Regions from separate parts of the Homo sapiens genome. Here all the other regions are linked to region 3. A link is a loop called in an ENCODE intact Hi-C map of the cell type or tissue named here. Cell type or tissue: dorsolateral prefrontal cortex. All regions are shown on one strand.

What was found. Hi-C counts contacts between places; a loop is a spot of excess contacts. Peaks named below come from ENCODE experiments on the same cell type or tissue, not always from the same donor. Only the 100,000 strongest peaks of a DNase experiment are listed, where the experiment ranks them.
Region 1: it touches region 3 in a loop (4-fold over the local background); 17 of 110 quality-filtered maps call a loop at or near these places.
Region 2: a loop joins it to region 3, with 4 times the contacts of the local background. A loop is called at or near these places in 2 of 110 quality-filtered maps.

Annotation. Positions count from the first base shown.
Region 1 is chr5:160,783,003-160,791,002 of GRCh38, reverse strand. It overlaps ATP10B (ATPase phospholipid transporting 10B (putative)), which reads left to right. Exons shown (of 26, transcript NM_025153.3): 2 at 5,200-5,444. Among named protein-coding and RNA genes, the nearest start is that of ATP10B, 65 kb to the left of the region's middle. In dorsolateral prefrontal cortex, a CTCF peak has its summit at 3,543 (motif pointing right); no DNase peak of the experiment used is centred here; H3K4me3 peaks cover 742 bases; H3K27ac peaks cover 1,875 bases.
Region 2 is chr5:160,625,278-160,633,277 of GRCh38, reverse strand. ATP10B (ATPase phospholipid transporting 10B (putative)) reads left to right here. Exons shown (of 26, transcript NM_025153.3): 13 at 911-1,149. Among named protein-coding and RNA genes, the nearest start is that of MIR146A, 140 kb to the right of the region's middle. In dorsolateral prefrontal cortex, no CTCF peak of the experiment used is centred here; a DNase peak (open chromatin) is centred at 4,737; H3K27ac peaks cover 2,433 bases.
Region 3 is chr5:160,505,382-160,513,381 of GRCh38, reverse strand. No RefSeq gene overlaps it. Among named protein-coding and RNA genes, the nearest start is that of MIR146A, 24 kb to the right of the region's middle. RefSeq lists enhancers at 4,479-4,558, 7,146-7,205, 7,687-8,000 and a silencer at 6,524-6,573. In dorsolateral prefrontal cortex, CTCF peaks have their summits at 4,222 and 4,426 (motif pointing left); DNase peaks (open chromatin) are centred at 1,851, 4,391 and 6,561; H3K4me3 peaks cover 1,309 bases; H3K27ac peaks cover 6,820 bases.

The DNA.
Region 1 (8,000 bases), 280 kb before region 3:
TCCTCCATCTTCAAACCAACAACAGTGGATCCAGTCTCTCTCACTTTAGATCTCTCCTCCTGCTTCTTTCATCATCGTGTAACTCATCAGCGCTTCTGCCTGCCTCTTTCACCTTAAAGGACTCATGTGATTACACTGGGCCAACCCAGATGATCCAGCATCATCTCCGAATCTTAAACTCTGTAACCTTAATTCCACTTGCAGAGTTCCCTTTGCCATGTGATGTAACATATTCCCCAGGTCTGGGGATTAGGACATGGGCATCTTCAGGGAGCCATTATTCTGCCAGAGAATACAAGGTTCCCTTGGCAACCTCATCCTTTTGTCAACTTATGATCTTGTTTCAACTGTCCTCCTCATTTACAGGTGCAATAACACAAAGGGTAATTTCTCCTTGATACTTATATATAGCCCTGACAGTCAGGACTCCTACCCAGTTCTAATTCTCAGGAATAAAGCAGTGTCTTTGAGCGATACCTCATATATCTTGGGAGTTGTGCACCAACTCATAAAAGACACCTAATAGATGTTTCAGGGGTTAGGTTTAAGGCAGAATTTGGTGACTTCTAGGAGTAGTTTTCTCAGGTAGATGTGAACTGGGAACCAGGGTTAAGACGAGGGTTTCTCTCTAACTTTCCTCAGAGCCAGACCTAAAATAGCCTAATCAACACTGAAAAATTACTTAGGTTTCTTGAGTGGGTTGCAAAGAACAACTTCTTTACAAACTTTTTTCAAGTTGCAATTGAGGATAGGATTGGAAAATACATGTATCATACCCAAGGCAGTAATTTCAGAGAGAAGAGAAAAGATAAAACAAATGTCCTTTAAAGAAAATAAGGTGACAGGGTACCATCCAAATTGTCTGGGTGGAACTAGGCAAAGGTCAGCCAATGAGTAGTCCTCTGGGGGATCAACTTGGAGATTAACTCTGGCCTCATTGTACTTTCTCCTTTGTGCACTGTAGAGGAGGGAAGCGCTTCAGTGTTAGGTCCCTGGGACAGAAGCTCGAAGAGGATAAGGAATTTGCCTATTTTGTTTTCTTTACACCCAATCTTCAGAATACTCAGCAAACATATACAGTATTTGCATGAATGAATGAATACATTGTTGATTGAATGACTGCTTGATTGGTTAACAGATACCTAAGTCCTCCTTTGGTTCCCCATCCCCAACCCCCTGCTGGGCTATATTGCCTAGAAGTTAAACCTTGTGCTTTAGAATGAGACATGAACCTAGGTCTCACCTCCACTATCTATTCTGCCAATGTGTTCCCTGGGAACTTCCTTGAGTCTGTTTCCTGTCTGTAATCTGTAGCCAATAATTACGCTTGGCATTGTGAAATTTCATTAAGATAATAGATGCAAAGTGCTTAGCACAGTGCCTAGCAGTACAGTCATGTGCCACAAAATGACATTTCGGTCAACAGCAGACCACAGATACAATAGTGGTCCCATAAGATTTTACTACCATATTTTTATTGTACCTTATCTATGTTTTTATTGTAACTTTTCTATGTTTAGATACACTACTTACTATTTTGTTACAATGACCTACAGTATTTAGTAAAGTAACATGCTGTACAGGTTTGTAGTCTAGTCACAGTAGGTTAGACCATACAGCCTAGGCGTAGAGTAGGCTTTACCATCTGGGTTTGTGTAAGTTCACTCTATGGTGTTTACACAATAAAAAAATCACCTAATGATGCATTTCTTAGAACATATCCCTTGTTGCATGGCTGTACTCAAATTTGTTAGCACTTAATGTTAGTTCAAACCCACTTCTACTGCTAAAGGGGTCTCCCGGTGATGGTCAAACTGAATTCCCAGCCTACATGCCTCTACTTGAATCAATTGGCCTGTCTCACCAGCATTTCATCCACATGTATGGGTGCATGTACATGAGGTGTGTGCACTCATGTATGCATGCACATAAATATCAAGGGGCCAAAGTAAATGTAAATGCTATCTTCTCCATGAAGCCAACTATTGAGGCCCTAGTCAGAATTCATCTCTCCACTTTAGAATTTTTGAATGTCGATTAAGCCATCTTTGTATGTATCACATACCGATGCCTAGCACAGTGTCTGCCATAATATAGAAACCTAACTGTTTCTATATTCATCTGCTCATTCATTTTGGATGAATGAGTGGATGGATGGATGGTGGATGGATAGAAAGTTAACTTACTTATGTTCTCTGGCAGCTCCACAGGGATTTATTTATCCTTAGGCACACAACTAGTCAGCACAGTGCCTTACCCACTGTAGCTATTCACTAAATAGTGGTTGGATGGTGATAAAGGAGAAGAAAAATTAGAAAACCAAGACCAATCCCCACCTGGAATCATTCTCCTTTCAGGGCATTCTATTGAAAGGAGTTATTGAGAAGAGAGGCAGGGAGTTGACAGCCACCCTCTGGACTCTCTCCCAGGGCCTTTTTAGAACAGGAAAGTTAATTATGGAACCAGATTAACAGTTTCTTTTTTGATACAGCCAAAGTAAAACCAGCAGGATGCAATTTAGCTCTTCCCCACTTTCCAGATAGCAGCAAATTTTCATACAAAACAAAGAGACACTTGAATTGCAAATTACTTAGAGACTCAGCTAGCAACCCCAACGGAAGAATATTTCTACTTTCAAAATCCGCTGTTGCCTTTTTAGGTTTAACCATGTAGTGGGACCTTCACAAAGGCCTGGGCGTCTTGCTGTTTCAACTGTTGGCCAAGTGGGGAGGAGGAGCAATTCATTAAGGTTTACTGGAATGTCCCAGGGTGAGCTTTTTGCTCAGAACATTTTCCTCTTCTCCAGACTGTCTGTCTCTAACTCTCAGAGCACCAGCCTCTACTCACAGAAATGAGGGCTAAAGGGTTTCTAGAGGTCATCTCACTGGAGAGTAGGAAAAGCAAATGCCTATAATGGCAAGGGGAATGTAACAAATAAAACAGGTGGTGAAGGTGAATGTATGACCTCTAGGAAGTAGATGAGGACAGGGGCAAAACTTTACCCCATCTAACCATCACTGGACCATTAGTGATTGTTGCTAGACAGTTCCAACAAGTCTGTAATCTGGATTGTTAATTGAAACGTTCTTCTTAGCTGTTGGCATCTAATTAATAAGGGGGAATAATACCGTCTATTAGCTGGATACGGACTATGGGGCCACCAGTTTATAACTTCTGATCTAGCACACACGGCTTCCTTATTTGATAGACAGGGAAACCAAGGTCAAGAGACAGAAATAAAAGTATAAAAGATCACAGAGTGTCCCAATCTTCTGACACCTCCTCCAGTGCCTAGCTGATTCCACCATACAGCCTCCCCAAATTCCTGCCCCCCACGCAGGACACGGAAGCTTTACTTTCACAAGAGCATTTATTAACTTATTTTTCTGATTTAAATAAATAATTCCTATTTTCTACAGAGGACTTGGAAGATTTAACAAGGATAAGAGAAAATTAAAAAGTCTCACAGCAGTGCCATTTTATTTATGGAGGAACTGGAGGCTAAGATGGAAACCTAGCTGGACCCAGGCTGCTTCCAGACACGGCCACTGGAGGGCAAGGTGGCATCTCAGTTGGCTTAGCCAACAATAACAGGTTGTAGGAAGGTTAGGGCAGGGGTTGAAAACACAGCCAGGTACGTGGCAGAAGTGAGTAAAGGAGGACAGATCAGGAAATACGGTGAACGAAGTAAATGTGCCCTGCCTGAACCCTGTAGACACCACTCAGATTCAGCTTGTGTCCTTGTGTGGGAATGCAAATAATGTTGACAGCCTTTTGGAATTTTTTAATGTGAATCTTGAAATCTACCCTTTTTAAGTAAAAATTTTCAATGTGTGAATGTAGTTCAAATAATGTGTGTGTGTGTGTGTGTGTGTGTGTGTGTGTGTGTGTGTGTGTCTGTGTCAAAACCCTTCAAGGAGCAGGATTTGGGCTATGGACTTTCTCTTTGTGAACTCTGTTTAGTGACTCACTGAGAATGAACTGGGCCCTAGGCAGGTCAGTCAGCTGGGTGGAGAGTTTGTTTGTGATTAGTCACAGGCCACCAGAGAGCTGTCATGCAGATGACCAAAATCAGGGGGACAAGACTGAGGAGGCCGAGGCTGTCCATTGACTTAGTTCAGCTGTCCCCTGGAGAGTGAGGGCTTCAACAAGAACCAGGCTGCATCTTGGACAGACCCTATAGGGAGATCTTCTGCCCAAATCTAAAGCACCTACCGTGGCCTTTTATAGAGTATGTGTGTGTGCATATGCATGTGAATAATCTTTACCTTGCTAAAATAATATAGATTATCTCCCTTGGTAGCCTTGTGGAAGACAACTTCATTGTCTCCAAAGTGGAAATGTTTAAAGTCAGTAAAGTTAGCAATGAGTGTGTCAACTCTTTCCTGTAATGAGTTACTGTAATGAATTACTGAAAGAAGTTAGGCAGTAGAATGGAATGGAGGGAGCCGTTGAATAGGAGTCTTGAATTTTCCCACCCTGCCCTCTCTCTTGAGCTTCTATTTCATACTCTATGAAGTGAAAATTATGATAACTGCCCTGTTTTCTATATTGGTGAGGATTTTTTTAAAAAGAAAAACAGAAAACCCAATGGCTTAAGAAAACAACAAAAACTAGCCTAAGCAGAGAAGGGTATGTATAGTTCACACAAGTGAAAAGTTCAATCATAGTTAAATCTGGGGGTCCAAATAACATCAAAGCTAGGTACCTCTCACTCAAAACTGCAGTCTTGATTTCCCATGTTGGCTTCCAGCAGCTCTGGGTCTCCATCTTCATCATTGCAAATACAGTAGAAAGAGACCTTCTACTACATTTTCAACACAAGTTTCAGAACTGACTTTCATTGGTCTGAAATCCCATATCCATTCTGAAACCAGTCAATGTGACAAAAAAGATGAAATGCACTGAGTGGCTGGACCAGCACACATTTCATGGAGCAATTAGGCATTTAGCTGAGGATCTCTGGGACCATAATTTGCATTCTGTATGGTGGCAGATAAAGTAGCAGACCTGATTCCCTGGCAGAAATAAAATGTTTCTACTGAAACAACTTCCTGGGAATCTATTCCACTTGCTCTATAAAGTGTGTCTAAAGCTAAAGCCATCCAGTTAAAGAGAAAAGGGCAAAATACTTGATTATTGCTGATACTAAAATGAGATTGTATATTTTGTATTTCTTTTCTGTCCTGTGTCGTGCAGGCTTCCTTTGACAAGAGAATCAGAACCGACTGGTGACATTTGTTTCAATGAAAGCAACAGTGTGAAGAGTAAGTAGTTTTTCCTATTATTCATCTCACTCAGTGGAGATAATGAACTCCTCTCCACTGCCAAGATGAGAAACTACCATTTCTTACACATGGACACAAAGATGAGAACAATAAACACTGAGACTTCAAAAAGGAGGGAAGGAGAAAGAGGAACAAGACTTGAAATCTACCTATCAGGTACTATCTTTACTTCTTGGGCAGTGGGGTCATTAGAAGCCCAAACCTCAGCATCACTCAGTATACCCATGAAATAAACTTGCACATGTACCCTCTGAGTCTAAATTAAAAAAACAAAACAAAACAGAACAAAAAAAACACCACCGCTATCTCTTCCTCCAACCCAGTAAAATAAACGTCAGCTGATCTGGTATGTCAGATGCCAAGTAAATGGTTTAAACTTTCTCCATTGTATATATTCCCCAGACAACATAGGACCTGTCAAATTATATATCACTTAAGATGTGCTATTGGCTGCAAGTAACAGAAAGTACAGATTCAAGGTGGCGTAAATAACAAGAAAAAAGTTGTTGGCCCTCATAAGAAGTCCCAAGGTAAGAGAGGTCCATAGATTGTCAATGGAGTAAATCAGTAATATTACCAAGACTTGGATTATGACCTCTTCAGTGGGTTGTCTCTTTCATCAGTCTCCAGCAAACTTCCTCTCACATTTATTGGCCAGAAATGTGTTACACACCCTTGCCTAAACCAGTCCTTAGCAAAGCAAATGGAACCACCATGATTGGTTTAGAATAACTGTTAGTCCCTTCTTGATGTTAAGAATGGGACTCACATTCCCTGAACTACATGGTTGTGTGGAGAAAAGGGGATATATAAACAAAACTAAAATCTTATTAGAAAGAAAAAAGGAAGAAAGAATAGTGATTGTAAAGGCAATCAATAGTATCTACTATAAGATGATACTATGAAAATCTCAGCAGTGCTTCCTCTAAGAGGAAAGCTTATAAAGGTACTCAAGTTCTAAGACCTCACATACTCCATCATGGCAGAGAAAGCAGGCACAAGCCTTGGCTAACCTCCCCTCTAGTCATGGGTAAAATGAAAGAAATACTTAGACTCTAGATATAAAACCCAAGGCATTATCATTATACCATATGCAGACTGTTTCTCCAATTTGCATAATTATAAACTCCCCCTCAAAGAGTAAACATCACTGCCAACTTAAAAACAACAACAACAACTACAAATAACATTAAATATGCATTGCTAATTTGACTTTCTAATTTGTCTGGGCTCTTCACAAAGATGTGCATAACTCCGCAGATACCAACTGCTTAAGAAAATCCTCCACCTGCCTGAAAAGGCATCAACAGGAAAAGAAAAGCTAAAAATTAGTTTTTTAGATAAGAATTTGAGTTGTTGCCTGAAAATTACCTGCAGTAGTTCATTCTATTAAAAAGGACTCTCAAATTCATTGTCCCAAGCATTGCTTACCACCATTCAAGTATAGGCAATTGCTTTGTGCAGCCAAAAGAAGATAATTTTGCAAGATCTCACCATTCAGTTTTAAGAGTCTCCTGTGAGCTGTGTATGGCCTTATATTTGGTCATTTATAGGAAATAATCCAAGAGTTTCAGAAAGACTTTTCTGTCTCAAAATCTGTCTTTTATTGATCTGCCTCAAAGATCCACACCACTTGGGCTTCGAAGCTTTGAGCTATAGTACAAATATGCTACCTGGCCAAGGTGGATTAAGCTATTATTATTTTCCTCAATTTCAGTTCCCTGATGAGCCGCGATGATAAGTGGGACACAGGATGTGTATATGCATAGAGGCAAGTCCTTCTGCAAGAATGGCCATAATCAAAAAATGAAAAAACAATAAATGTTGGCTTGGAGGCGGTGAACAGGGAACACTTCTACACTGCTTGTGGGAAGGTAAACTAGTACAACCACTATGGAAAACAGTGTGGAGATTCCTTAAAGAACTAAAAGTAGAACTACCATTTGGTCCAGCAATCCCACTACTAGGTATCTACCCACAGGAAAAGAAGTCATTATACGAAAAAGATACTTGCACACACGTTTATAGCAGCACAATTTGCAATTGCAAAATCATGGAACCAACCCAAATGCCCATCAATCAGTGAGTGGATGAAGAAACTGTGGTGTGTGTGTGTATGTGTGTGTGTGTGTGTGTGTGTGTGTGTGTGTGTATCATATATATATGATATATATATCAACCATATATATCACCCATATATATAGTATATATATGATATATATCGATCATATATATGATGGAATATATATATGATATATATATATATATGTGATGGATATATCTATCCATGGATATATCCATGGATAGATATATCCATCACATATATATATATATGATGAAATACTACTCAGCTATAAAAAGGAATGAATTAACAGCATTTGCAGTGACCTGGATGACACTGGAGACTATTAGTCTAAGTGAAGTAACTCAGGAATTGGAAACCAAACGTCGTATGTTCTCACTGATATGTGGGAGCTAAGCTATGAGGACACGAAGGCATAAGAATGATACAATGGACTTTGGGGACTTGGGGTGAAGAGTGGAAGGGGGACAAGGGATAAGACTACAAATATGGTGCAGCGTATACTGCTTGGGTGATGGGTGCACCAAAATCTCACAAATCACCACTAAAGAACTTATGTAACCAAACTGTACCACAATAACTTATGGAAGAAAATAAAAAATTTCCTTTGAATTAAAAAGTTCTCCTGG
Region 2 (8,000 bases), 120 kb before region 3:
TGCTGCAATAAACTTACATGTGCATGTGTCTTTAGTAGAATGATTTATAATCCTTTGGGTATATACCCAGTAATGGGATTGCTGGTCAAATGGTATTTCTGGTTCTAGATCCTTGAGGAATCTTTGTCTTCCACAATGGTTGAACTAATTTGTACTCCCACCAACAGTGTAAAAGTATTCCTGTTTCTCTACATCCTCTTCAGCATCTGTTGTGTCCTGACATTTTAATGATCACTATTCTCACTGGTGTGAGATGTTATCTCATTGTGGTTTTGATTTGCATTTCTCTAATGACCAGTAATGATGAGCTTTTTTTCATATGTTTGTTGGCTGCATAAATGTCTTCTTTTGAGAAGTGTCTGTTCATATCCTTCACCCATTTTTTGAAGAAAACAAACTCTTAAGAGAGAAGTATTCATTCTTTTGAGTGTGAGGGATGGAGAAAGAGAAAGATGGAGAGAGTATTATAAGCAGCTGTATCCCCTTTGCCATGGTGATAGCAGACCATTCACATGGGAGCTTCTGGTCTCTTTGTAATAATAATAAGAGCCACATTACCAGTACTTAGAGTATGCTAGTTATTTTAACACATTGTATCATTAAATCTTCAAAACATCCCTATGAGTTAGAAACCTAAAAAAAAAAAAAAAAAAAAAACCTCTGAGGAAATAAAGTGACAGGTTATGTCAAAGCTCAAAGTCACATAACTAGTAGGTAGTCCACTAGAGTTTGAATCTGTGGGACTTAGTTTTACCCTTCTTTCTCCAGTCTTGGTAGCCCAGATGCCAATTTTTCAGAGTAGCATAGGCCCTTCCCATGCTCTTACCACCCCCCACACAAAGTCTAGGTTTTCCCCAACATGGTCCAGCCGAGGTACAACTAGTGCAATAACAGGACTCCTTTCTTGCAGCTAAGCGACTGGAGACCCCAAAGGAGCTGGACTCAGATGGTGAAGAGTGGACCCAATACCAATGCCTGTCCTTCTCGGCTAGATGGGCCCAGGATCCAGCAACTATGAGAAGCCAAAAAGGTGCTCAGCCTCTGAGGAGGAGCCAGAGTGCCCGGGTGCCCATCCAGGGCCACTACCGGCAAAGGTCTATGGGGCACCGTGAAAGCTCACAGCCTCCTGTGGCCTTCAGCAGCTCCATAGTAAGTCCTGACTTTTGCCTTTGAACTGTAAGTGTTCTGTGGGAAGAGAGGGAGGGTGCTCTGGAATGTGAAAAAGAAAAAATTGTACAAACCCTGAAGAGCTTTCAAAATGGTGCCCTTGGTTTTGTACATACTCCACACATGTGTTTTGTTGGCATAGACAATTCTTGTTCATTAGAAATGTTCAATGTTTAGAAATCAGAGATTTTATGTAAGCATATAGACTTTTTTGCTTCTCTTTTAAAAATTGAATTATAAAAATTCTCCACACTAAGCCAGCATTTCCTCATGGCAACAACTGGCTTGGGTTGAGAGGTCCCTAACTCTTAGACTGGGCATGCCATCTTCAGCTCATCACAGCCCCCCACCCACCTTCTCTATGTATCCCGTCACTGAGGTGGAGGCAACTGCATACTCATTATGCATGTTTTTAAAATTATACAGTTAGGAGAAATTAGAAATATTTGTTATGCTTATGTTTCTATAAGGGAGAAAAACAACAGATAAGCCTGTAAGGCATGTGTGTTTGAAGAAAAATGGAAGAATATACTTTTTGGTGATCAAAAATAAGTTTTAAATAGTTATGAAGTAAATAATATCTATGTCAAGATTACCCAGACCATTTCATTCCCTTAACTAATTCCCTTCGGCCCTTATGGGCATTGCTGTTTGTGGCTTTGGTCTGGGGCTTTCTGCGTATTGTCCTTTCACATTTGATCCACTAGGATAGCCATCAGCAAACATCCAGGTAGCAAGCAAAGAAAACCAAGTTTCTCCCCAGAGATCACACAGCATTCTTAGAAGTCAAGGCAAGACCAGGGCTTCTGCCCACTGTCCTATTCCTCTTTCCTTTGCACACACTCTTTCTCCGGGGAACATAAAAACACATCATCTGGAATCTCTGCACTTGCACAAGAGGCCACAGGGAGCCCCAGCAATCTTGAACAAGAGATACATACTAACAGATGGGACCCAAAGGGCTACCATCCCTTTATTAGAAAATTAGATTATAAAAATGGTCCTTTTGGCCAATTTTTTCCCAGTCTTTTATTTCCCCCATGAATACACACACACATAACCACATATATTTAACATTTTTTGTAATCATGGTACATATCAATTGTAGATGCTGGGATTTTCTTTAACTTGATATCAAAAACATTTTCCATATTGCTACTTAGTATTCATAACCAAGGACTGTGTTTTCTGACTGTGACAAAGAAGAAACACTGTGAGCCTCTGTTCTGGGTCATTACTCATCTAACTTTGGGTGAGGACAAAGTTGAGTTCCCTCTCGGGTTATTGTCATGCACGGAAATGCAACATTAGCAAGGATAAGGCAAGAACAGTGTGTTAAGACATATGACCTTCATAAATACACAAGTGAAATGATCCATAGATGTCTTCAGGAAGATTTTCATGGTTTTTTTTATTTTCCCAAACGAGATAATAACAAGGTGTGTATATTGCTACATCCTTCTTAATTTTGCCCCCATAAATGTAATGCACTTCCCCGAGTTATTTTCTTAAATATTTGTAAAATGACCTTAGTGAATTCTCATTAGGCACAGATTCTGTGTGTCGTTGGCATCTTCCAGTTCTAGATACCACAGGCATCCCACATGCCTGAGTATGTCTCCCCCAGAAAATGAGCGGGAGAAAAAGGAAGCTTTCCTTTGTGGATCTCAGTTGGGTCACATCAATTCACTGCCCCTTGTTCAGTCTGACAAGTCTCAGCAGCCCAGAAAAACTGCATCCCTGGTCCAGGCAGTAAATCTTGGATGCAGGGCTTTTAGCTGATGGCCAGTGAGAGGGACACACTAACCCCAGAGCTATCTCCAGATCCTAGATGTCATCATCCTGCCCTGGCTGGCAGTCCCAAAGGCAAGTTCTGACTAAGTTCATTCAGGAGCAGTAAGGAAATTGACACGAGTTAAGTTCCAATTCTTGTTGCCTGGTGAAGGGAAGATGGTGATATGTTCTTTTTATGAACAGCTAAGTATACTCTTATGTAATAAGGTCACTTAAAAATCTGGGGTTAGTGGAACAATTGTATTTTTGAGTAGTTTTGAGGAAGGGCACTGGGCTAAGAGTTAGGAAATGGAGGTTCTGGTTTTAGTTCTGCTACTGGCTTGCTGGGTAACCTTAAGCAACATGTTAAACCTCCTTCTATGTCTCTTTCACCACCTGAAAATACTTTACTTACAATTCTCACCAGGCTGTTCTAAAGATCAAATAACATAATGTTTTGCTGACCTGCAGGCTAACTTCCAGCTATGAATTAGGCACACGTGGAGTCTAATGTGTCAGGTTTTCATCTCAGCTACCCCATGTACTAGCTCTGTGACTTTGGTGGGCTTACTGAAATGGAAGCCTCAACCTACCCATTGTTAAAATGAAGACAATTGTTCTGGCTCATGAGTTTATTTTGAGGATTTAATTCTTAAAATTGTGTGTTCTAGACAGATACCTAATGGAAGTTTTAAATGATCTTTCTAAAGGGAAGCTGTCTGCCTTGAACAAATGTTCACATATCTGATGTCATAAAGAGAAAATGGGGAGTTTCCATGAAATACAGTTGTTGAACTCTCTCCCCTGAGATCCTGGTATATTTGGTCTTGTGTGAGTCCTGAGCACTTATATTTTAATTTCTGATAATTCTAAGGAGCAGCCAAGATGGGGACCCTCCATAAGCAGGCCATCACCCCACCAGGAAAGAGTCTTCACTTGGCTCAAATTGGCACTTTCTACAGCTTGGGAGGCATTTGCTGAAGGGAGTGAAGTATGCAGCCTTTAAGGACTCTTGTGCTAACCCATCAAATACATCTAGCTGGTGTCAGATCCTTGAAGCCGTCCCTAGAGAGCTCCTGTGGCAGCCCCAGGTGGCTGTCTCGGTGCCCACCCCCACCCACTCCTGACAGACTCTCTGCACTTGTCCCCTTCCACCTGCCTTCTGTGCCTTCCTGCACCTGCCCATCTGGCACCCAATCTGTTCTGATCATCTCTTGGAATCACCAGTTCTTTACCTTCCCTTAGTGAACTCAGTCAAAATTTGCCTCTGAAACCTCCAGGGAGCATTCTACCACCTTCTAAAGAAGCCAGTTGTTGGCTTCCTTGGCCCTTTGCTCTAAATCAAAAATAACAATCGACAAAAACAGCAACAACAAAAGCTGTTTTTTTTTCTTTTATGACAAAAAAAAACAAGAAACCATCAGTGATTGTCACCTAATTGCCTGCAATAAAATCTGTGGCTTTAAGGTGGGGGTAATATACTTATAAAAATGGTGAGTTGAGTCCCAAGCCAATGTTTAATAGTACTGGCAGATGGAAAATGAAATGGGTTTTTTTTCTCCTTGTCTGTACGCAGCCAAGATTTCAGCAGAGAGTCTTTGTGTAAAAATGCCACTTGCAGAATGTTTTTCAGTGCCATCAGACCACAGAATATCTTCCTAATCATAAAATTTGTATTGGGGCCAGTTAGGCTCCTCCAAACTTCCACACTGCTTTCCTTTGTGGACATCCCCCCCGCCACCCCACCCTTCTGAAGAGAATGCAACAGAGAGGAGCGAAGGAGGTGTCATTGGACCTCTGCCTCCTTTCACTAATCTTGGTCTGCCTTTCTTTCTTTGGAAGAGATTTATGCAGCACTCCCAGTCTGCTCCAAATCGGTGGGACAGCCCACATACACACACTCCCACTGTAAGGTTAGATAAGAGTCCTGATTTAATTAGCCAAGTACACAGAATCTTTCTGGAAGTGATGTGATCACACAGGGCAGGAAGCAGTGAAGCCTATCTGTACTCCCCTTGTTCCCCAGTGTCTCAAATCGGGGTGGGGGGACCCAGCCTCAGTGACACTGTTCACAAGAGGTGGGAACTGACAAGATCTGGAAAACTCCCTTCTTGCTTCACCACTGAGTTTTTTTCTTTGGGCTTATGCCCCGTTTGGGAAAAGCTTCCCCTAACAATCCATGTGTTCCTATTTAAGTGAGCATTTACTAACATTGGACTTTCCCAGTTCTTGATTCAAACTAAATGTCATTAAGGCCAGAGCCTTAGACAGGACAAAACCATCACTGCCCTAAACAGTGTTAGCCTCCAGCTCCCCAGCAACCAGGAAAATGTTGCCATAATAGTCATAGCCCACAGGGTTACATAATTGAAAGGAACCAAAAGCTGATGGTGGAAAGTAAGTGTCCCTCCCTCCTCTCTTCCCACCACCTCAGGCACAACAACGATTAGCAGCTTCTGTGTGTCCTTCCCAAAGGTGCACAGAAACAGACAAGTATGGCATATACACAAGCACATCCTTCACAAGTGGAAGCATACCGTTCCCACTGTTTAGGACTGTGCTTTTTTAACCTAATGAATTTTAAAGAATATTTCCTATGTGTAGACAGACAGGTAGACATTCAATAGAGAGCTGCCTCATCTTTTATTTTTTTTAATGACTGCTAGAATTCGTTGGATGGTTGAGCCATCATCTGTTTATATATGTGTTTGAGTTTCTCTACAGTATTCTTAGAGCATAATTGCTAAATTGGCCAGTATGTGCATTTTTTTATTCTGGTTGATTCTTCCCAAGACGTTGTACCAGTTGAGACACTCACCAACAACAAACAGAAGGGCCTGCTTCTTCCCACCTCTGCCAGTGTCTACATTTCTTTAGAAGAGCCTTTCATTTATTGGGTCAGTCAACAAACATTCAGTAAGCATCTACTCTGTGGCATATACTGTCCTAGAGACTAGGGACATAAAGTCTAATAGAACATTGCTCCTGCTTTCAGGATTTTACAGCTCAATGAAGGGGCAAAAGGAGCACCAGTGACTATGGGACAATGCTCTCTGGGCTGGGATGTGTGGTTGCAGAGGTGCTATAGGAGCTTAGAAGAGGTGCAGCTATATCATACTGGGGCATCAAGGAAGCTTCCTGGAAAGGTTGGCCCCTGGGCTGAATTTTGAGACAGGAGTAAATATTAACTGGAGGAATAAGGAGACCACCTAGTGAGGAGTGGATGAGGAGTGCAGGTTGTGAGAGGAGACAATCTGTAGAAGCAAGATGGAGAATTGTAGTTCTTCGGAGTAGCTGGAATGAAAGGTGCAATCTGAGGAGGAGGAGGAGGAAATAGAGACATAAGAGGAACTATGCCATGAAGGATTTTCTTCAAAGCTCAGGAACCAGGGTTCCTGTTTATTTCCTTCTCTGGATTCCTGTAGCAACAAACTGCTATACCTGAACTTGGGCGAGTTATTATTAAAACTGAAAGAAGAATAGCAGAGTAGAGTTTGGCCTACTTTTCCCAGGCTTCATTGTGGGAACACATCCCAGCCAGAAAGGAATGAAAACAGTAGGGTTGTCATGTAACACAGACCCTTGCTACTCCAACTGTGGTCCTCGGAGCAGCAGCATGAACACCACCTGAAAGTTTGTCAGAATTGCCAATGCTCAGGCCCCACTCGGAGCTGCTGAATTAGAATCTGCATTTTAATGAGATCCCCAGTTGACATGTGTACATGTTAAAGTTTGAGAAATGTTGGCATAGCGTTAAAGGGTTTAGACTTTGGCATCAGGCAGTACCGAATTTAAGTCCCAGCACATTATCTGCGATTTTATGACCTGGGACAAGTTACTTAACTTCAATGAGCCTCGCTTGTTTCATAATTAAAGTGGAATGATACTAACCATATCAGTGCTCTTAGGATGATTAGATAATGGATGTGAGCGCACTTAGCCCAGTGCCTGACTTTGTTATGCTATGCATTCTCAGTAAGTGTAATCTAATGATAATAGGACCCTTGAGGATATCGTTTGAGCTCAAAAATCAGCTTCCTCAAAGGGGGTTTGTATGCATTTTAGATGGTCTACAATGGAAAGAAATCCAACTAGTTGAGTGTCTGCCTGCCACAAAGCTCTTACATAAAAAACTGGTGGCCCCACAAATGTATATTTCTTTTTCTTCCGAGAAATAGTCTGGACAATGGTCAGCAATGGGTAAGGACACTGCTTTCTTTCTAAGTGCTCTAAGTGCCAAGTTTCTAAATGTTAATGGTCCACATGGGAAACCAGTGGGCTGGAGCAAAAGGAGCCATGAAGAGCCTTGCCCTGTGGCAACAAGTCTGTGGTGACTGGGTAAAGGTTAGCTGACATCTGTTCCTGGCACCTGCAGGATGAGCCAGGGCCTTTTACAGCGAAGGCCTTTGTTTTAATGCATTGCTACAAGATTGGATGGGAATATATAAAAGAGTAGTTTTAATGAACAGACAGCAGGAGTTAATCAGTGGTGAGCTATTGTGGTATCCTAGAAAGGAGTCAGTTAACAAATATTTTGAGTGCTTAACAATCCACCAGGCATGAGGGACACATCAGAGACAGTCTCTGCCCTCATAGCACTTACAGACTAGTGGGTAAATGAAAATGGACTAAATAACTTGAAGCATGTTAACTGTGTCAGCATTTGGAAATACATAATGCATAGCTTGGAACAAAGCAGTGTGTTATAAGAGGATGGGAGTCAGGTGGTATGAAAACTGTCCTAGTTCTGACCCTAAATCAGTGTGTGATCTCAAGCAGTTTCCTCCTTCTGACACTCAATTTTGGCATCAGGAAAATAGGGGATTTAGCTTTGACATCTCCAAGTTTGTTCCTCAACTTGGGTACCTGTGGCAGTAAGATTTAACAGCATCTCATTTATGTACCCTCCCCCTAAAAAAGAAATCTATTTTCTGAAAAAATGAAATTTTCCATAATCCCTTTTATCACTCTCATGGACTATCTGCTGAGCCTTAAGGATTAGATATACAAACGCATCTATTGTGTTTGAGATGCCCAGACACTAAAGACCCTGGGTGGTA
Region 3 (8,000 bases):
TCAGCCACCGTTTTCAAGGAAAACAGATAAGATCCTTAAAATGTGATGACAGTGACTCACTCACGGGCTAGTTGAGAACTAAATGAGATCACAAAAAGCAAAAGTGCTATGAAAGTGGGAGCACCACGTGAATGTCAGGGTTTTAGCTGTCCTGAAGTACAGGTTGAGCATCCCAAATGGGAAAATGCAAAATGCTTTGAAATCTGAAAGTTGTTGCGTGGCAACATGACACTCAAAGGAAATGCTCATTGGAGCATTTCAGATTTTAGATTTTTGGATTAGGTATGTTCAACCAGGTAAGTATATAATGCAAATATTCCAAAATCCAAAAAATGTGAAATATTAAACACCTCTTGTCTCAGGCATTTTGGATAAAGGATACTCAACCTGTACCACAGGAAACTAGAAGCAAGTGTCAGAGTGGAGACACAGGGGTGAGGGAGAGAGATAATTCAATCTACCTTTTGACAAAGACCTTGGGAGCTGGAATGAATTTAAGAAAAAGAATTAGGAGGTTTGGACCCATTTGTAGTCCAGGCAAGAAGTGATAGTAGCTTGAACTAGGATAGTAATTGTGAAAGGAAAAAGTGGACAGATTCAAAAATAAATATGAAGTAAAATCCTCAAGGCTAGATGATGGATTAGACATGGAAACAGACAGAGAGGTATTCAGGTGAGATTTCTGGCTTATTTAAGTGAATGGTGGCGTCGTCCTCTGAGTCTGGAAACACTAGAAGAGATTCAGGTAGGTGAGGCACAGATGGAAGATCACAGACTCATTTTCCAACAGGGTGAGTTAGAGACATCCAAGTCAAGGTGGCAGAGAGGCCACTGGAGCTGAGAGGTATGCATGGCTCAAGATATAAAAGAAGTATATGCATGGGGGTGGGAATGGAAGCAATGGGCTGGAAGAGATCGCCCAGAGAAAGAATACCGGGTGGAAGAAGAAGTGGGCCTGGGGCCAAGCATGAAGGAATCCTGATATTTAATGGCAGAGGAGGATGGAACCTCTAGAGAAACAAAGGAGAGACAAGAGAGACAGAAGAAAAGGCAGAATCATATCTCAACCAATGGAGGGAAGAACTGGCCAGTAGCATCAAGTGCTGATAAGGATTTATTTAGGATAAATATTGAAAAGTATCCATTTGATGAGCAATGGACATCATCAGTGCCCTTTCATGATAGAAATCAAACTCCAGGTCCTTTCCAAGTACAGGTTGTTCCCTGTTCCTTGTCCCCACTACCATCCAAGATTCATAGTAGACCTCCAGTCTCTGGGAAAAAACAGTCCTCCTTGAGGGACAGCTTTGGGCTTCAGTTAAGCCTGGAGCTTCGTGGAGACCCAGCTCCACCCTACCCTCTATGAAATCCTACGTACTGATACTGGTTTTGTCTAAAACACAGATGAAATATAGAGCACGCCTGTTACACCAGACCTGGGTCCACATCAGACATCACTAATGGATCAGAATTGCCACCTGCAAACGTGTGTCTCTGGGGGTGACTGTCTCCGTATCTCCAGTTCTGGTTTGCCTGCACAGCCCAGAACCCTGGATGCCCCTGCCCACCACATGGTCCATTTCTCCCTTAGGGAGGCAGAGACAGCAGAGATGAAGCACATTCCAGTGCCAGCACCTCTTTGTTCCTGGTTCCACATCCCTGGCTGCTCGGCTGCACACAGCTGGTCGGCCAGACTGTTGCATCTGTTCCCAATATTGATGTGATTCTCAGTGATTTGCTTTGGAAATCAAAACCTGGGGATTGTTGGCTTTATCTAAAAAGCAAGTCCTGCTCCACTGGGGAAGAGGAATGACTCGGCTCACAGCAGAGTTGCGTTTGTTTGGTTTTTCCTGTCGGACACAAACATCCACCCAACGGGTCCTGCCCAACATGGACGATGCGCGAGCCTCCTCTGGAGTTTGATTTGGGAGGATAATAAGCTAAACAAAGGAGCAGATGATCCCGGAGGCTTATTTGCAGTCTGCACAGTTATATTTAGCCATCTTGTGACTGGGTTGCTGCCTCTGTGTGGCAATTGCCCTTGGGAAATTTAATCCCTGGGGGATGCAGAGAGGGGACAGAACTGGGAAAGGGTATGGAGGGGTTTTAAATGCTGCTTTGGGGCACAGGAAGGAGGGTCAGACCAAATGTGTCCAACAGGCAATCAGCGGGGGACAGTATTTTGGACACTTACTAGTAGAAGCATGGAAGAGAATACAAAAATGTGTAAGGGGACATTTGTGTTCATTGTCTGTAAATTGTCTAGCACATAGGATTGTGAGGTCCCTTTGTCTTTCCTTTATGCCTACACTCAATAAGCCTGGCAGAGTGAAAAGGGCAGCGGGTGGGAAATCCAAAAACCTGGATTCTAGTCCTAGTCTGCCATCAGCTCAAAGCCATCTCCCTTCTCTGTAAAACGAAAAGCCTGTCCAGAGAGGATGATCCCTAAGATCTTGTGATTTTACCCGTGACAAGATGCAGAGAGGCCACGCAGCATCAGTGGGGAGCAGACGGTTAAGGAAATCGTGGAGCTGTCACAACGGAACACTCTGCAATCATTACAAATGGTGGTGCTGCTGGGCGCGGTGGCTCACGCCTATAGTCCCAGCACTTTGGAAGGCCAAAGTGGGTGGACCACCTGAGGTCAGGAGGTCGAGACCAGCCTGGCCAACATGGTGAAACTCCGTCTCTACTAAAAATACACAAATTAGCTGGGCGTGGTGGCACTGGCCTATAATCCCAGCTACTTGGGAGGCTGAGGCAGGAGAATCGCCTGAACCCAGGAGGTGGAGGTTGCAGTGAGCTGAGATCGCACCATTGCATTCCAGCCTGGGCAACAAGAGTGAGACTCTGTCTCAAAAAGAACAAAAAAAAAAAAAAAAAATGGTGGTGCTGATACCACCCGACAAAAAAATGAACTTCCATTAAAATAATCTGTAGAGGGGGGAAAATGGTGCTAATCTATATTAATTGAGACTGAAGGCATTTATAATCTCTTGCTAAGTGAGAATGGCAGCAGCAGCATGGAGCAGCCCTTCACCGTCAATCAGGCAGCTGTGGAATGGGAGAGAAAGACCACAGAGAGCTGGAGGGTGGTCCACAAAGGTCTGGAGAGGAAGGGGAATCCAAGCAGAGCCTCATCTCACTCCTGCTGACCTCTCTCCCTCTGTCTTTTGGGACTAACTTCTCTGGGAATGTGAACCCCAGAAACTGGGACTGCCAGAGAAAGGAGGTTTTTATATAGGATTTGTGTTGTGGCTTGTTTTGCTTTGTTTTGGTTTGTTGTCTTCATGATGTTTCATGCCCAAATACATGGAGGTAGAGCCCAAACCACCATCTTTCCCCAGCTTGAGGCAGCAAGAGGAGTACCAAAGGGAGCTTAGGTCCTTAGAGACCTAGTCACCTGGGGGGACACTCTTCGAAAAAGATGGTGGCTTTAGGCAGAAGCTCCACCTCTTGTTGGGGCCTAGCCTCGTAGAGATAGTCCATCATTCTAGAATGATGCGGCAGGAAAAACATTATATATCATCCCTCATTCCCAGAGCAGTCCTGTTTCCACCCTACTTATTCTCAAGCTGACAGGTTCATGAGCTAGTACAATAAGGCTCTGGATTCCAGGATAATGGAGGGTTTAATCTGAGTTTCAGGGAGACACGTAACTCTCACAGATATTCACCAAGTCTCCCATATCAGTCTCATCCTCATCAAAGGCAAAGAGAATACTGACTGTCATGGTGCGATTTGAAAGAACCAACAGTACCTCCTTCACCACCTGCCAAAATTCCACCCTTAGCTCTTCATTCCTTTCTGTTAAAGTATACTCAACTGCTGAAATGAAAAAAAAAAATGTATGAGTCAGGAAAATAAAGCTCCCTCAGTATGAAGAGCCCCCAGAATTAGAAATCACACAAATCACAAATAGGCATCTAAGTGGGCAGTTCTCCAGTCTCAATCATCTTTACCACTTCTCTTCTTTGAATCAGAAGAGTCTTTTCACATCACCATGTTATCCTTTTACAAAGGGGCAATTTAGGCCCAGAGGAGTTTCATTTCTTAAGCAAGGTCACACAGCACATTAAGAACCAACATTGGGGTCCTCTGACTCCTGGGAACATTTTAAAGGACTCTTTAAGGTGAAATTCAACACATTATTTCGTTGTTTTATAAACAGCAGGAACCTCCCCCACCAAAAGTCCTTTTTTATTCTTTCTTTGCTGGCACCAGCATCTATAGTGATTACAGTATGCAGAATGAAATCATCTGAGTGTGTAGACGATGTATCTGAATTCAGACACGCAGAGTTTGGGCTTGGAATTTGACACGTCCCACACCAGTGCAAACCCTATCGGCTTATCTGGGTGTGCCTGCAGACTTCATAGCCCTGGTCTCACGCTTCTCAGTCCTTTGCCTTGGTGTTCCTGCCCTCTAGTGGCAATAAACTTTACTACAGTCACATTCACCAGCAGACAGCAAATCAAACGGAAGTTAGATTTGAGAAGTTATAGCACTTTTCAGGAAGGATAAAGGCAACCCACATCTTTCTCTTTAAAAGCAGACCTCGTTATCATGGGAATGATGTTTAGTCTCACACACAAAAACGCTACTATCTAGTCTTTAGCACGAAACAGATCTTAACTTAGGCATCCAAGGTCCTGGGCTGGAAAATAGATTATATAACTGACTTAGGGAGTCATGGGAATAAGGGGGCTCAGAGAATCTATAGGGCAGGAACAGAAAGACTTAAAGTGGCAAAAGAGAAGGACATTGGCAGATGGTGCCCCCTGTCAACACTGGCATGAATTAATTCAAAGTCCTGCCTTCCCCTTTTCCCAGCTTTGAAGGTTCAGTCCCCTAGTCCCCAACCACACCTCCCTTTGCTCATCTAACTCCTGCTCCTTCTGCCCATATCAGCTCAAGGCTCCTTCCAACTCTGAAAATGAGATGGGCCCTCGTCTTATGCTCTCATGGTATGGGGAAATTTCCAAGCATAAGACTTTTTCACAGTCCTTAGTTTTATGTATCTCTGGTTATTTTCATGTCCACAGTAAATTATATAAGCTCCATGAGCTTAGGCACTGAGCCTCCCTTTATTGACCATTGAATCTGTGCCCCCAAAACAGTGATTAGCACATAGGAGGCCCTCAATTAATGCTGTTCAATTAAATTAATAAAATTGTAAGTGTTGGTTGAATGTGTGACATTTGTTTGCAGACTGAACAAACAGATCTTGTCTCAATGAAGAAAACAGGCAAAGTGTACCTAGGGTCTGTCCACAGGGCTATGCAGAGCCAACTGTGAGCACTTTCCTTGTACAAGCCGAGGGTGGACACTTTCCTTGGACATCACCCCAAATGCTCACCCTCACCCTGGGATGAGTAGCTGAGCAAGGGTCTTCACCGTAATTATACTTTTTGATCATGAGCATCCATAGGCTCAGCTTTTGTTCCTGCAAAGGTAACAGAATCTGCCTGAAAACAGAGGACCGAAGGACAGCAGACAGAAAGGCTTTGAAGACACCAGGAGACCTGACCTTCAGAGCTGCCTCTCTGTGTGACCTTGGATGCTACCTCCCTGCACTGGGTCTCCATGCTTTCATTTGTAAAAGAAGGAGCTTGAGGTATGTAACATCAAAGTCGTGGCGTTCTGCTGTCAGAAACCCCAGCTGAAGCTGGCTTAAAGTAAAAAAATGGAATATATTGCTCATGAAACTGCAAAGCCATGGATTCAGGGTTGCCTCGATCTAAGATATCAAGCAACGTCATCCAAGCCTGGTTTCTCTTCTCCATCCATCAGTTCTGCTTCCCTTTGTGTTCACTCCACTTGTAGGCAAGTTCCTTCTCTGTGAGGGTCTCTGGCAGCTCCAGGCTTTCATCCCCTCAGCAGAAAAATAAAGAGGCTCTCTCTCAGACCCAGAACTGCAGCTCAGCCATACCTTTTGGGCCGTATACTCATTCATGAGCCAGTCACAGTGGTTACGGGAAATTCTTGGCTCCACATGAATCACAGAAACACCACCCAGAGGCCAAGCTCCATGACAGTAATGAGGAAGCACTCTCAGAATGCTGGGGAGGAGGTACTACACACACTGAAACAAAAATGGCACCCCAGAGTCAGTGATCTTTAAAGACTCTTCTAGCTTTTTTTACCTTGCCGTGACTCTGAGATTTGATACCAGGGAAAGGGAAGGGAGAATAAAGCCATAAACACTCTCTAAACTTAGTCCAACCTCAAATCTTTCAAAAAGCCTAAATGCGGAATAACACTCATCATCCATTCTGAAGGGGGAAACGGGGTGACAGCGGCAGCCCTAGAAAGCAAGTGATGACTTTGACCCTCCAGAAGCCACGGGGTCTGAAAACGAATGACATTTTGATAATGCCACTAAAATGAAACATTTCTATTTCACAAAAAGATGGACAGTCAGTGAGATTCATAAAAAAAGAAAAAAAAGAAAACATTATTAAACTTTCCCTTTCACTGCTTCTTTGTATCTCTGGTTGAAATGGAGCAAGATGCAGGTTGCCATGGTGACGGCTGAATTTTAAATAACAGGGCTCAGGCGCACTGGCTGCTGGCTGTACCGCCCCAGGCAGGAAACGGTTGTGGGGAGAGAGACAGAGGCTGAGTGAGAAAGGAAAGAAAGCTGCTGGGCTCATCCCAGGACACTGTCACTTCTCCAACTTGTTTTCCTTGCACTGAGGGAAAGGTCCAAGAATGACGGACTCTCCAGCTTCTTCATAGAATGAGGGAAGGTGGGAGTCCAGATGCATAAGAACAGAACCTCAGAAGTCACCTTGTCCCTCCCCTACCTGATTCTCTCTTGTGACAAATGGATTTCCCCTACACTTACACCCCTTCCCACGAACAACGGGCCCAGCTCACCCAAGTGTTAGATGGGACACTGGAAGCCTGTCCCTAAGAAAAACGTCCCAAGAGTTAGAGACACAAAGGGCAAGAGCCCAAAGGATTTTTAAGTGAAAGAGGAATTTGCGGTTCAAAGCCCAGAAGCTGTCAATTCACATAGCTGTAGCCACATATTCCAGTTCTGCTCCTCTCTCTAGAACCATCCAAGACTGCAATGGAGAGATTCAGGAAGTGGTGAGTTCTCCATGACTGACATGTTCAAGCCCACATCAGCCAGTGAGGAGCTGCCCGACAGGGGGCTGTTCAAATCGTTTCAGGCTTCAGAGAGTCACGGTCCTGCTGGGGCAGCTCAGAGAATCCATGCGGTAGAAGACCAAGTCTTTCACCCTGCACCCTTCTACGTTCCCAGGCCAGGGAAGAGGGAAACCAGAGGCGGAAGCTGGAGGAACCAGCAGCCGGGGAGCCCAGAACTCCACTGTGATGCGTACACGCTTGTGAGGACTGGCTCTGACAGGAGGTGGTCTCTTCTCCACTGCCTTCACTGCTGGTATGTGTGTGTGTATGTGTGGGGGGGGTATGTATGGCAGGCCCAGGCCAGCGCTGTTTCCCTGCTTTCTTAGATCCTTTTCTCAGAACTTTGGAGTTCCTGACTCTGTGTGAGAAGGCACAGGCAGGTGGCCTGGTGGTGTTAACACTGGGCCACTGTCCCTTCTCTTCCCCTGGCTTCACCACACGCCAAGCAGACCCCAAAAAGGACTTGTGTTCTCAGCCTGCCCTGTCCCTTATCTCCTGGCCAAGGTAGCAGGCAGCCAAGGCCACTCTTTGTTTGTCAGGGAAAAGCTTCTAGATGTTAAATAGTAGTAGTAACAATAATAATAATAAACACATAGATTTTTCCTCATGGCTGGGAAAGTGGCAGGATTACTGAAGCTGAACACGTCTGACACTTCCCCAGAAGCCAGGTGAGCAGAGGCCCCAGGAGAGAAGGGAAGAGCCAAAGAGACAGGGTCCCTGGGCCTGTGACCTGCACCCCTGGGACCTGTCCTGTGCTCCAGGCCTGACAGTCGGCAGTTTGGGACCTGGGATTCCCCATCAGTATTCCCCAGGAAGGTCAGGACCGCTGGGAAAATGACAGC